Linked DNA regions of Homo sapiens: all the other regions are linked to region 1. A link is a contact called in ENCODE Hi-C or POLR2A ChIA-PET data. All regions are on one chromosome and are shown on one strand. Each heading gives the region's core, a stretch centred on a gene start or an enhancer-like site at or near the end of the contact. The rest is flanking DNA. Distances are from core to core; before and after follow the strand shown.

Region 1 (2,700 bases), core at 86-2,585:
CGGCTTCTTAACTGTTTTACAATCATCACCTTGGAGGAAAAGAACACTTTGGTAAGATACACGTTTGGCAACTTTTTTAGGCAGAAAAGCTGAACCGGTTAGAATACTTAAAAAAAAAAATCATGAGCTCCAGTCTAAAGAATAAAATAAAAATAAATTAAATAATAATAAAAAATAATAAACTAAAAAAAAAAAAAATAAACTCCAAAAACAACTAGCTAAAATGAAAGTAATGCAGAACTGGATGCCATGTTTCTTTTCTTTGAGGAGGAAGAGGTATGGGAAAGGAGGTACATTGTTGCTTCTTCCCTACACCTTTGTATAATGTAGATCTCTCTCTCTCTCTCAATAGCTTTCTTTTCACTTGTTACATAAAAGCAAAGTGTTACAAAAAGTAGACTCTTGCGGTATCTTCCCACAGTACTTCAAGTAAAATGGAAGAGATACATATGTCAGTTCTGCAGTGTCCCGTTAAAGAGGGCAGCAGTGTTGGGATAAAAATGAGTTAACATGCTCCTTGTAACTATGAATCCGCTTATGCTAAAAAGTATCAAGGTTTCATTTGCTTTATCCCAGACTCCACACTGCGCCCACAGAAGCTTCTCTTGAGAATGTTCTGTTCACCTTTCAAAACACAATGTATTATCGGAGTCACTTTACAATTTTGTGGCAAGTAAGGCTAAAGTCAAAAGCAGCCTCAAACCACCTTTAGTTAGTAAACTGAGGGGTTTGAGGCTCATTAAAAGTAAGAGGATCGGTTACCCCCTCTTGCCAACGTCCGGGATGAATCTCAAGAGTTGTGTTTACAAGGCATACACGGACCCACATCGTTGTGTGCGCCCGAGTACCTTAAACACAGGAAGGATGTCGACCTACGGGGGACGTCTCTGGAGTTTCGTGAACTCCTATGAAAAGGTGGGGAGGGACAGAGAAAGTAGTTCCGTTTTGATTTTTTGAGGTCACTTCTAGGGACTCGACCGCGAGCGCGTCCCGGTAGCGGAAAGCCGGGCCAGCGGCGGCCGACAACGGTCCCGCCCGACACGGCTCTGCCTCCTCCCTAGAAGGGCTCGTGGGCCAGGACCCGCTGTCCGCCCGCCGCCCGAGGTCGGGTGGACGCTTGGCCCCGCCCCCGCCCGCTCCCGACGACCCTCGGAGGCGGCGGAGGCGCGCGACTCACATGTGTGGGTTCCTCCTGAAGGCGTTAGTGATGTCCTTCACAACCCGCTGCACCAGCACCGCCACCTCCTCGCTGGTCTCGGCCATGTTGGCGGCGGCCGCGACAGTTCGGGCGCGCCTCCGCGTGAGCCGGGCCGCCGGCGGGAGTTCCGCGGAGAACGAGCGCGCGCGCGCGCGCGCGGGTGCTTCGGCTAGGCCGCGTCCCCGCCGCCGCGGCCGCCGCCGAGCACTTCCGGGTCAGCCAGTTGGCGGCCTGGGCGTGGCGTTAGCTAGGGTTGGTGGCCTTCCAGTGAGTGGAGAAGTTCGCCTCCGCGCGGGTAACGGACTTTCTAAGCGTCAGAGAAGATGCTGGACATTTGTTTGCAAAGTTCTCTCAGGCCTCCGATTTTCTTATTTTAAGTTTTAGGCGAAACCTCAAGACACACTCCCAGAGAGTCAGACACCTTCCTGAACCCCCCCAGCAAGGTCCCCGGGCATTCCTGAAGGAATGTTCAACTGAGGATGCAGGGCCTCTTAACAGTTAGTCCCGGGCGTTTTTCAGAGCTTGTCTGCTTTATTTTCCCAGCCTGAGAGATGAAGAGGTCCAGAGGCATTGCGGCGGAGCGAGTCCCTATTTGACCGTGTTGGTGACCTCCTTTCTAACTGTGCCAATTTTTGTCTCTGAACTTGAAAGCAGCCTTTTTAAAAAACATTAATTAAAATTCTTAAATTTATTAAAGGAAGAGAAAGGAAAGTGAAGGAAAAGTTATTTGCCATCTGTATGTAGGAAGTAGAAGTGAAATCGTTTTTAGATTTTTCGACTTCATTTTGTACTGCATTTGGTAGCCTTTGCGTCAATTTTGGAATTTAAAAAAAAGGATCAAGGCTCTGACAGGGTTTGTTCATAATAGCAAAAATAAATTTTTGTAGGAAAAACGAGCTTTCTAGTTTATTTAGGATTTTGAAATGCCATAACTAAAATTTTTGTGTATCAGGTTTTCTTTTGCACCTCTGGTAGAAAAATCTGGCTGCCCTTGGTTCAGTTTTATTCTTCCACCCTTGAAATCTGGCCAGGTGCGGTGGCTCACGCCTGTAATCCCAGCACTTTGGGGGGCCAAGGCGGGCGGATCACAAGGTCAGGAGATCGAGACCATCCTGGCTAACACGGTGAAACCCCGTCTCTACTAAAAATACAAAAAAAAAAAAAAAAAAAAAAAAGCCGGGCGTGGTGGCGGGCGCCTGTAATCCCAGCTACTCCCCACTGCACTCCAGCCTGGGCGACAGAGCGAGACTCCGTCTTTAAAAAAAGGCCGGGCGCGGTGGCTCACGCCTGTAATCCCAGCACCTTGGGAGGCCGAGGCGGGTGGATCATGAGGTCAGGAGATCGAGACCATCCTGGCTAACAAGGTGAAACCCCGTCTCTACTAAAAATACAAAAAATTAGCTGGGCGCGGTGGCGGGCGCCTGTAGTCCCAGCTACTCGGGAGGCTGAGGCAGGAGAATGGCGTGAACCCGGGAAGCGGAGCTTGCAGTGAGCCGAGATTG
Region 2 (2,700 bases), core at 81-2,580, 1.2 Mb before region 1:
AAATCTTCTATTTTTTAAGAGTGTCAGAAGTGAAGATTTCACACCTGCCAACAGAAGGTGCCGTCAAAAAAAGACAGTGGAGATGGAGCTGCTCCTAATGGAAGACTGTCAGACAATGAAACTCACCTCCCATTTCCCGTAGACCTCTGTCTTTGCTAGACAATGGAGGTTGCCAGTTGGTCAATCAAGTAAGCAACCCCTTGCTACTAAGTCAACCAGTCAGTGTTCTATTCCTGCAGGCAAGAGACATCCTGGGTAAAATGCCCATAGCTAGTAACTCATAGGCATTCAATATCTGATTATTTAATTAATACTGCTTTTAGAAATTTAAAAATAATAACTGCGAATGCCAACAGCTTTCGGGCTCTGCAGCAAACCAGTGGAGGCATTTGGGACTTTCTTTTTCAACTGTTCTCATTGGGGCTGAGACTATCATCAAGAAGTACCAAATAAACATATTTTCAAAAATCGATGTTATTTTTAGATTCTTTGGATCCTTGTTTTTGGCATTAGCAGCAGGAAGAAACCTTGTGTTTTGAAACGTTTCTTTTCTAATTGTGCTGTTACACACACAGTTGGACAAAATGTCTGGTTTCCTTTGAGAGAGAACCATCAGCATAAACAAAGATGGTAAAACAGCTTCTTTCTTTTTTGTCATTATTCCTGTTCACTGAAGAGAAAGGATGGTCTACCTCAGAGGTTACACACTGGTGGCCTGTGGTTAGCATTTAGACTGGAGATGTATTTTGTTTGACCAGCACACTGTTAAAGCAAGCAAACAAACAAACAAATGCAATTTAAAAAAGGCAAACAAACCCTGATGTTGAATGCCTTTACAGGAGGTCTGATAGTCATCAGGCTTTTGCAATTTCTGTTTCTTGTATGACTCTTGTAGGTATTTTATTATGCAGCCCTGGGTCTGCGGAGAACAATGTATGCACAGCCAATTGTTTTTCTCTCATAAAGAAGAATACTGATTGAGTGGTGGTAGAGGGTGGTTAAGGGAGTCAGCAGAAACCTGCAGGTAATCTACCTAAAATCGTGACTCCTCCCCCACCGAGTTTCCACCTGCAACTATATTCTTTCTGTAGAAGACTTTGGCTAGACAGGGGTTGGAGTCCACTTTACAGGACAGGCTACTCCCAGGGAGGAGGAGCTGTCACAGGATGGGTCTGTTGTAAGGACATTAATTAGACCATGGTGCTAGGGGATGATGGACGGGGAGGAGCGAAGCTCTGAGCCCACTCCAAGGAAGTTTCTCTTTGGGTCCTTTGATCCTTTGGTTGGTGCAATGAGGTGAGTCTGCACAGGGCCTCTAAAGGGCTCGTTGCTGCAGGCTTCACCAAGCAGGCTTTGTTGGCAACAGGAAATATTCCCCAAGGTCAGAGGCGGTGACTTCATCCACATTTAGAAATCAGAAGGTGAGAATTGACTCAAATGCTTGCGGCTTTCCTACTCAGTTCAATATTTTGGAATATGTACAAAATTTCTTTCTAGAAAGTTCCTCAAACTTTTAGCACACAGAATGGCTCTAATTCGCTACTAATCCATCCTTTTTACCACAGATGTTTACACTCATTTTCTTAGGACCAGAGATTCCATCACATGTTTTTAATCCCCTGCCCCTGACCCCATAACACTCTCCCCAAACGCAGAGCAAGGCAAACCATAGGGCCTAATAAGTGGTTAATGGGTTGAGTTCATTTTCAGTTCCTTTTATTTCACACTTATAGGTTGGGCTATAAAAAGGTCAAACTTCCCTTGGTGATAGCATATTACTACTAGTGGTTGAAGCTCAGAAATAATAATAGTCTGGATTAACTGTACATTTTCAAACCATAGAAACCAGCTCAAGTTTGTGGTCAGGGCTTCTATTTATGCTTCCTTTAAAGAGTGTGACAAGGGTTAGATGAGTTCTGGTCTTAATCCTTTTAATTCAATGTGCACCTGTCCACTGCAAGGACACATGAAGCATACAGACCTTCTGGATTCAAATATGGCAGAAAGGAAATGGCCCGGGCTCCCTTCTGGAACATCACACACTGCAGCATCTCAGCCTTCCAGAGTGCCTTTATTCCATTCTCAACCCTGGGCCCATAGTTGAGAATCAGAATGTACTACTTTTTGTTTCCTTGTTTGTTTTTAAGACTTCAAAACACACAAGATTTTCATAACAATGTCTGTATACCAGGATATTATTTTAGGGTATAATTTCTGTAATAATGTTTGCCAATAGTTGATTGTCTAGACTGGATAAATGGAGTGATATGCGATCATCCCTTGTATTCACATATATTTCTACTACATTACCATCTATGTTGAAGGTCCTTTAACAGAGACATAAGAAAGAAAAGTATTGACTGGGCACGGTGGCTCATACCTGTAATCCCAGCAATTTGGGAGGCCGAGGCAGGTGGATTACCTGAGGTCAGGAGTTTGAGACCAGCCTGACCAACATGGTGAAACTCCATCTCTACTAAAAATACAAAAAAAAAAAATAGCGAAGCGTGGTGGTGGGTGCCTGTAATCCCAGCTACTAGGGAGGCTAACGCAGGAGAATCGCTTGAATCCAGGAGGTGGAGGTTGCGGTGAGCTGAGATTGCACCACTGTACTCTAGCCTGGGCGACAGAGTGAGACTCTATCTCAAAAAAAAAAAAGGATTATTTGAACATTATCACTTCATGTAGGCAAACTTACAA
Region 3 (2,738 bases), core at 1-2,500, 1.2 Mb before region 1:
ACCAATTACTTGTAATTTTAAACAATTTTTATTACTTGCAGTTTCCCTCCTATTTATGTTGCAGTATGCCCTCTTTCCCCACACTCACTAGTAGTAATAACATTTTTGAAAAAAAGAAATGAAAGCAGATGTACACTTGCTTTACTCACAGTGAAACAGCATAGACATGGAGAGAAAGCGTCTTGTTCTTCAGCCATCTTGAAGGTGTAGAAGAAACTCAAGCAGAAGAGCAGTTGTAATAACAGAAGAGAAAATCAGGCCACATTCTCAGGGCTGGGGCAAAATAAAAAGAATGTAAGAAAGAGGCAGTCAAACACTAAGAAGTTGCCTTGAAGAGTCATTTCAGGAGACCTTTGGCCCTTTACCTGAGCTGTATCCTATCTTCTGGATCTGCCTTCTCTCCCATGCCAACTTTTCCATTTTCTCCCCCTTGCCACTACTCAGCACTGATTATGAGAGTAAGGGGCCATTTAAAGGTGGCAACACTGCAGAAGAGAGAGACTGATGATTCACCAAAGTTCACAGACAGTATGAAACTGATGGGAAAATGGATACGCTGGAGGGGTATGGTTCACACCTCTAGAGAGAAAAGTTCTGGGACTCAGTGGAGGCCAAGCCAAAGTCCCCCATCACTGTTTCCATCTCCTTCTCAAGAGATCCACCAAGGAAATGATACCTTGCTTTTAAACTAGTCTATTTGCTTATTATTCTTCCTCTTAAAAATTCACCCATCAGGCCGGGTGCGGTGGCTCATGCCTGTAATCCCAGCACTTTGGGAGGCCGAGATGGGCAGATCACGAGGTCAGGAGATAGAGACCACCCTGGCTAACATGGTGAAACCCCATCTCTACTAAAAATACAAAAAACATTAGCCGGGCGTGGTGGTGGGCACCTGTAGTCCCAGCTACTCAGCAGGCTGAGGCAGGAGAATGGCTTGAACCCGGGAGGCGGAGCTTGCAGTGAGCCAAGATCGCACTACTGCACTCTAGCCTGGGCGACTAAGAGAGACTCCATCTCGAAAAATAAAAAAATAAAAATAAATTAAAAAAAAAATTCACCAATCAGCAGAAGTGTCTGACATAGCAGTAAGCAACAACATGTTATTTGGTTGACAGCCAAATTATCTTAAACCATAATCACTCTTTCAACACTGTTCCTTTGAGCATGACAGATCCATGAGGATTGTTCTGAACACTGAGTGCCTTACCTTGCACATCAGAGCCCCCAAAACCTCACCCTTCTTTCAGTCTCCGGTGCAATACACAAATGCCTTAGAACTTCTCACAGCCCTATGCACTCTAGTTTCTGTTTACCAGGCACATGGGCCAATACCCTTGTTTCGAAAACAGGAAGAGCATTGCTGTGAATGAGAAGTCAGTGGGGACTTTGGAAGGAAACTAATGGTGTGTAGAAGCTGTTGCATAGGAGGGACATGGGGCCAAGAGCTGAGGCAGACTGGCCAGATTTCAGAAGGTCACTTTGGTTTAGGAAGTGAGGCTTTGTGGGAGGCAGGGAAGGGGCGCATAGGCGTAGCAAGAGATGTCAGCCCTGCCTGATTTCACGGTGGTGATTACTGAGTGATTTCTGGATTAGCCTTTCACACTTGAGGGTTCACTGAGCACTGGCCACTTCCTCCTCTTTTCCATTCTTGTTTTCTTTGCTTTTGAAACTGTCCACCCTCCCTCCTCTTCCCCCACTCAGGAGAAGATTTATATGAAGGCTTTTTTTTGGTTGGCAAAGAACAGCTTCTCACAAAGTGCATGGCACAGTAAGGTAAGCTGATGTGAGAGCAGCACGTGAGGCCCCACTCACCCTGGGTGGAACCTAGTGGGTCTCTGGGCCAGGGGACTCTGTGGAGACCAGGACTAGGTGGAACTATGGGGCAGTTGCCTAAAGTGCAAAATTTGTTGGGGGTTATAGGGGGTGGGGAGGGTGGAACTTAGTAATCAAGAAAAATCATATTTTCCAGCAATGTTTTAAAAAATCTAATTGGCAGAATATGGCTCATGGGGCAGCAGCCTGTTTCTGTAAATAAAGTTGTGGTGAGGAAATTTGGTCCTGTCTATTGGCCAAACAGAAAGATAAATTTTGTTCTAGAGGGAGGTCAATTTAATCCACAAATAAGCCAGAACAAATTTAATTTCTTTGGGGATCCTTGGAAAACTGAAAAGACCACACTTCCATGGCCACTTTGGATCAGAGCAGAAGCCTCAAGCCAGGGCAGAATCTGACTGCCTGCATTGACACCACCTGGCATGATGGGCAGGGACTTGTAAATAGGAAGCAGTTTCTGTGCCCACTTTATGAAATTCTCTGTAATATTCTGTTTCCCTTTTCTCCACTTCCTAGTTTTAATACTCTTGAATAACTTAAGTGATAGCAAAATATGTGTTGCTCAAAGATTTAGTAGAACTCCCTCATAAAACCACTGGGTCCAAGACCTTTTTTTCTCTTACTTTTTTTTCCTTGTAATTTTTTATTGACTGCTAGGTACTGTGTGTAGGATAGTAGAGACTGAGATAAACAGTAGATATGCCATGCCTGAACATGGGCACAACTCTGCCATTGCTCACCTCTCGGTGTAGGGAGTTGAGCAAATCTAGTCAAGATTTGGGCTGAGTTTGGGTTTTGTTGTTATTATGGTTCCCTTCAGTGCACTACTGGCTTCAAATTCCTCTGGTATTAACTGGTGCTTGGGGTGAGGGATGGCTTGCTGAAGGGTTTTTTTCAATGTTCCT

The links. Hi-C counts contacts between places; a loop is a spot of excess contacts on that map. ChIA-PET counts read pairs that join two places held with the same protein, here RNA polymerase II (POLR2A). Pooled maps may share reads with other maps.
Region 2: a loop to region 1 is called in a map of B cell, with 18 times the contacts of the local background. The contact joins the enhancer-like site here to the promoter of PTAR1 in region 1. A Hi-C loop is called at or near these places in 1 of 168 maps with a recorded cell type or tissue (B cell). POLR2A ChIA-PET finds 5 or more read pairs at or near these places in 1 of 52 experiments (activated naive CD4-positive, alpha-beta T cell).
Region 3: a loop to region 1 is called in a pooled map, with 6 times the contacts of the local background. The contact joins the promoter of LINC01506 here to the promoter of PTAR1 in region 1. A Hi-C loop is called at or near these places in 1 of 37 single-sample maps with no recorded cell type and 2 of 50 pooled maps. POLR2A ChIA-PET finds 5 or more read pairs at or near these places in 2 of 52 experiments (OCI-LY7 and WTC11).

The regions. Positions count from the first base shown.
Region 1 is chr9:69,758,676-69,761,375 of GRCh38, forward strand. It overlaps PTAR1 (protein prenyltransferase alpha subunit repeat containing 1), which reads right to left and starts at 1,336. Exons shown (of 8, transcript NM_001099666.2): 1 at 1,178-1,336. The coding sequence starts at 1,263. LOC105376076 (a long non-coding RNA gene) reads left to right here and starts at 1,420. Exons shown (of 4, transcript XR_929910.3): 1 at 1,420-1,798. RefSeq lists enhancers at 834-883, 2,358-2,700 and a silencer at 1,024-1,493.
Region 2 is chr9:68,576,606-68,579,305 of GRCh38, forward strand. All of the region lies in intron 2 of TMEM252-DT (TMEM252 divergent transcript), which reads left to right. Among named protein-coding and RNA genes, the nearest start is that of LINC01506, 31 kb to the left of the region's middle. Within about 2 kb of position 1,331, at least 2 of the 41 ENCODE cell types and tissues checked have a DNase peak (open chromatin) inside an H3K27ac peak, as active enhancers do.
Region 3 is chr9:68,545,352-68,548,089 of GRCh38, forward strand. It overlaps LINC01506 (long intergenic non-protein coding RNA 1506), which reads right to left and starts at 1,251. Exons shown (of 4, transcript NR_109769.1): 1 at 1,208-1,251; 2 at 366-485; 3 at 150-273. All of the region lies in intron 2 of TMEM252-DT (TMEM252 divergent transcript), which reads left to right.